Linked DNA regions of Homo sapiens: region 2 is linked to region 1. A link is an interaction called in ENCODE POLR2A ChIA-PET data of the cell type or tissue named here. Cell type or tissue: Panc1. All regions are shown on one strand.

Region 1 (2,500 bases):
TGGTCACATCCCACTGGTCAGCTGCTGGTGTACCTTAACTAGGCCTCCTTTGCTGGCCAGCTGAGCCCCAGGCAGGAGCAGGGCGGGCATGGCGTGTGAGGGAGAGAGCCAAGGACACCCACCCTGCCTCGGGGAGCCAAGCGCGACAGCACGTCTTTCTCTGGCATTGCTGGGGGATGCTGTGTTCTGCCTAAGTGTACTTTTCACATCACGGACACGTGTCCACTCCAAACAAAAGTTAATTATTTTTGATGGATGACTTTCCCTTTTTGTTTATGTTTTTGCTTTTTGATGGATAGCTTTCCTAAGCATGCTGCTCGCTCCCGTGTTTTATTTGAGAGAGTTTTGCTCTTTCGCCCAGGCTGGAATGCAGTGGCATGATCTCACCTCACTGCAACCTCTGCCTCCCGGGTTCAAGCAATTCTCCTGCCTCAGCCTCAAGAGTAGCGGGATTATGGGTGCCTGCCACCAGGGCTGGCTAATTTTTATATTTTTAGTAGAGACGGGGTTTCATCATGTTGGCCAGGCTGGTTTTGAACTCCTGACCTTAGGTGATCCACCTGCCTCTGCCTCCCAAAGTGCTGGGATTACAGGCATGAGCCACTGCACCTGGCCCGCTCCTGTGTTTTTGTAGAGGCTGGGGTAAGGGTGATTTGGCCTTTTTCTTTTTTGTTTTTGAGGAAAGATTTCACTCTTGTCCCCCAGGCTGGAGTGCGGTGGCACGATTTCACCTCACTGCAACCTCCGTCTCCCGGGTTCAAGCAATTCTCCTGTCTCAGCCTCCTGAATAGCTGGGATTACAGGCACGTGCCGCCATGCCTGGCTAATTTTTGTATTTTTAGTAGAGATGGGGTTTCACCATGTTGGCCAGGCTGGTCTCGAACTCCTGACCTCAAGTGATCCGCCCCCCTCAGCCTCCCAAAGTGCTGGGATTACAAGCGTGAGGATTTGGCCTTTTTCTTGGTGACTCAGGGCGGTTTGCATGAAGGTACATTAGGAAGGTGAGTCAGTGTGATGCGGTGCAGCCGCAGGGCAGGAGAAGTTGCAGGGTAGCTTCCCCTACACTTTCAGCCTCTCTGTTGTTGGGATTGTGTATCTCCAGATGCACTGGGGCTATGTCTGTTCATTCCCTGTCCTCCCTCCAGTGGTCCAAACGTGGCATGGCACACGGTAGCTGCTCAGTAAACAGTGAGTATGTAAATCCCCCTGTAACTGCTCTCCACACGGGCTGCCACCTGCCACTGCTCCCTCCCGTGAGATTGTTTGACCCCAGTGGTGCTACCTTAGTACAAGCCAGAGAGACCCAAGCTCATTGCAACTGTGGCAAAACCACCATGATTGATTTAAGCCCCAGGCGTCTTTCAAAGAGCCAAGTGCAAGGCTTTGCGCACGTGATTTGTATCACGGTTGTTCTGACCTCTCCCATGACATCTTTCTTGCTAGAGGTGGCTGCTTGTTCTACGGAGCTGGAGAGGATAGAATTCTCCTTCTACATAGATGGGTATCACCGTGTGATGTTTTTATATGAAGCATCTGCAGCTTTTATTCAATTTCCATCTTTTTTTTTTTTTTTTTTTTTTGAGACAGTCTTGCTCTGTCATCCAGGCTGGATCTCGACTCACTGCAACCTCTGCCTCCCTGATTCAAGGGATTCTTGTGCCTCAGCCTCCCGAGTAGCTGGGATTACAGGCGCCCACCACCACACCCAGCTAATTTTCATATTTTAGTAGAGACTGGGTTTTGCTATGTTGGCCAGGCTGGTTTCGAACTCCTGACCTCAGGTGATCCGCCCGCCTCAGCCTCCTGACGTGCTGGGATTACAGGTGTGAGCCACCGTGCCCAGCAATTTCCATCATTTTATAAAAGCTTTGCGGGAACCCTAGCAGGGCCTGGCGTCGTGCAAGACATGGATATGGAGATCTGTGTAGATCCTGTATCTCTGGAATTTTGCATCCATTTAACAATGACAGCAGCCCATGCGGATGTGGAGTGGAAGGAGGTGAGCCTTTTTGCTTGCACAGCTCCCAGTAACTGGGATGACTACATTTGGTTGGTGCTCACCGCGTTCCCCAGTGCCCTACTCAGAGCACCCCATTTAACCTTTGCAACATCCTGGTGAGGCACTCATCAGGATTGCTCTCCCCTTCTACAGAGGCGGAAGCCTAGAGGGGGCCAGGAGGAGCTGAGCCAGAATCTGCCACATCGGTTTCGGCTGCAGCCCCTGCCTGTTGGAGTCCTGGCGACGCCCCTGTAGAGCGCCAGTGCCCTCACCTCTCGGTGTCTTTGCTGAACTGTCCTTTCCCCACGTCGTTGACGGCACAAAGACGGAACTGGTAGGAGCGTGCAGGAACCAGGCCCTTGACTGTCACTGAGGTAGCTTTGGGGTCCACACTGGCCAGGAGTACAGTCCAGGGGGCATCTGCAGGGACAGTGAGTGGGGCAGAAGTGGGTATCTTGGGTGGGATGAAGCATGCTTCTTACTCCCCACTCCCAGCAGGGT
Region 2 (2,500 bases), 770 kb after region 1:
CGTCCTTCTCAGGCTACTGAGCACAAGGTGAGATGCAACTGAGCTCTTCCATGGTGGATGAGGAGAGGAGCCCACTGTCATCAAAAGACCCACACTTCTATCATGTTGTTGCCTGGCTTCCAAGTCTAAGACGGCTGCTTCAGCTCCAGCCATCACTCCCACCATCCAGCCAACAGGGAGGAGGAAGGGAAGGAAAAGGACATGTGCTATGCTTTGAGTGTTTGTCCCCTTTGAAACTCAAGCCGAAACTCATGTTAAAACTTAATCTCCGGTGGAACAGTATTAAGAGGTGGGCCTTTAAGAGGTGATTGAGTCACAAGGGATAAATTCACGGGTTAATGAGTTATCCTGGGAATGGGTTAGTTATCACCAGAGGGCTGTTACAAAAGTTAGTTTGGCTGTTTTTTCTTGTCCTCTCACCCTGTGATGCCCTGTGCTGCCTCGGGACTCCATATAGAGTCCAAATGAGCAAGAAGGCCCTCACCAGATGCAGTCCCTTGACCTTGAACCTTTCAGCCTCCAGAACTGTAAGAAATAAATGTGTTTTCTTTACAAATTACCCAGTTTCAGATATTCCATTACAGCAACAGAGAACAGATGCCAGCTCCCTTTACACATCTCCTTACACCCCATTGGTCATAAGTTAGTCACATGGTCACAAATGACTGCAAAGAGTGCTGGGATATGTAGTTTTATTATGAACAGCCCTGTACGATGGGAGGATGTAGGAGTGGATGTGGAGATTTCTGGAAATCTCTGTTCTAACTTCCCTCTGCCTGGCTTGTGTATGCAATCTAAGGGATGGGATGTTTCTTTTGAATCCAGATCCTTACCCTCCCTTTCAATAGCGTGGCCTATGGTTCCATTGCTATTGATGGTTTCATCAAACCCATTATTCATGCATTCGTTCCTTCACTCCTCTACCTACTCATTTGTTCACTAGTTCATTCATTTAGTCTCAGAAATTCTCTTCCTATGTCTTTCACAATACCGGGCATTTGGTCAGCATTCCAGACGTGCAGAGAATGGTACAGACTCTGCACTCAAGTTACTCAGAAGCTAGCAGGGAAAACAGCCAAGGAAATGTATCATTTTAGCACCATGGCATAGGCACTATGAGAATGTGCAGAAGTCATGTAAACACTGTGGCCCTCATCCATGTGGGGCTGTGTGCAAGGTTTGCAGGGGAAGGTGACACCCCATCTGAGTCTTGGTCAAACAAACTGGCTGGGAGCAAAAAGGAAAAAGCATTCCAGCCCACAGGACTTTGAAGAACAGTGCTGGCCCTGTCCGTGGTGCTGACCCACAGGCCCAGCCTGGAGCCCAGTTTCAAGCTGAGATCAAGCCAGTCCCTGTTTCTCCCACCAACCTACCCGCTCTAGGCTGGCACACAGGGGTGGGCTGGTGGGATGGAAGTGAGGTGGTATTTAGCTACATACTTCATTTTCATAATGACCTTCCCGTTTCTCCTCGCTTGTCAGTCTGTGACCATTAAATTCCTCATTAGCAAACGAGATTTGGATGAGCCCATTAAGATGAGGGATGGCCTCACAGTGCAGCTGCCTGGGGTGAGCTAGAACTCACCTTCTCCCTCCCTATTAGAAAACAATGCACCTCACATTCTGTGCACATTTCTCCAGGTCTACTACCTAGTCCACACAGGCCCCTTGGAGTTATTCAGAGGACCAGCTTAAGGGACGGCCAGGGCACAACAGAAAAGCAAACAGCAGGACAACTGTTTGCTCACACATATACCCAGAGCCACCCAATCAGGGTCTGGGCGTTTGCTGCTTCATGTTAAAGCTCAAATTCCCAAATGTGACGTTCAAACCCTTCCCAGTCCTCTCTCAGTCCACCTCTCCAGCCTCTTCTCCTATCCTCCCCAAGTGCCTCTGCATTTTGGCAATGACAGATGACCTGATGCTGTGGCATGCTGGAAGTGGTTCATACCAGCACCCAGCTTGTGAGAGCTGCTTTGTACATACTCAAAAGTTTTGCAAGGCAATTGGCAGCTTGAAATCAGCCGTGGTGAGAGTATTTACACCACAGGAATCAGCAAATGCCACAGTTAAGGTTTTCTGGCTTTTTTTTTTTTTTTTTTTTTTGGTCAGAAATCTGGATTTTAGGCCAGGCACGGTGGCTCACACCGTGCACTTTGGGAGGCCTAGGCGGGTGGACCACTTGGGGTCAGGAGTTCCAGACCAGCCTGGCCAACATGGTAAAACCCATCTCTATTAAAAATACAAAAAATTAGCCAGGCGTGATGGCAGGTACCTGTAATCCCAGCTACTCGGGAGACTGAGGCAGAATTGCTTGAACCCAGGAGGCAGAGGTTGCTGTGAGCCAAGATCGCGCCACTGCACTCCAGCCTGGGTGACAAGAGCAAGACTCCGTCACAAAAAAAAAAATAAAAAGAATGAAAGAAATCTGGATTTTAAACATTTGCCAACACACCCCTGTCTGCAGGCCTCTGAGCATGTCACGCCCTTGCATAGCCCCC

Evidence for each region. Peaks named below come from ENCODE experiments on the same cell type or tissue, not always from the same donor. Only the 100,000 strongest peaks of a DNase experiment are listed, where the experiment ranks them.
Region 2: POLR2A ChIA-PET joins it to region 1 with 7 read pairs; 2 of 35 experiments call an interaction of 5 or more read pairs at or near these places.

What each region holds. Positions count from the first base shown.
Region 1 is chr17:73,420,016-73,422,515 of GRCh38, forward strand. It overlaps SDK2 (sidekick cell adhesion molecule 2), which reads right to left. Exons shown (of 45, transcript NM_001144952.2): 15 at 2,272-2,419. Among named protein-coding and RNA genes, the nearest start is that of SDK2-AS1, 92 kb to the right of the region's middle. In Panc1, no CTCF peak of the experiment used is centred here; a DNase peak (open chromatin) is centred at 1,089.
Region 2 is chr17:74,189,694-74,192,193 of GRCh38, forward strand. No RefSeq gene overlaps it. Among named protein-coding and RNA genes, the nearest start is that of RPL38, 13 kb to the right of the region's middle. In Panc1, no CTCF peak of the experiment used is centred here; no DNase peak of the experiment used is centred here.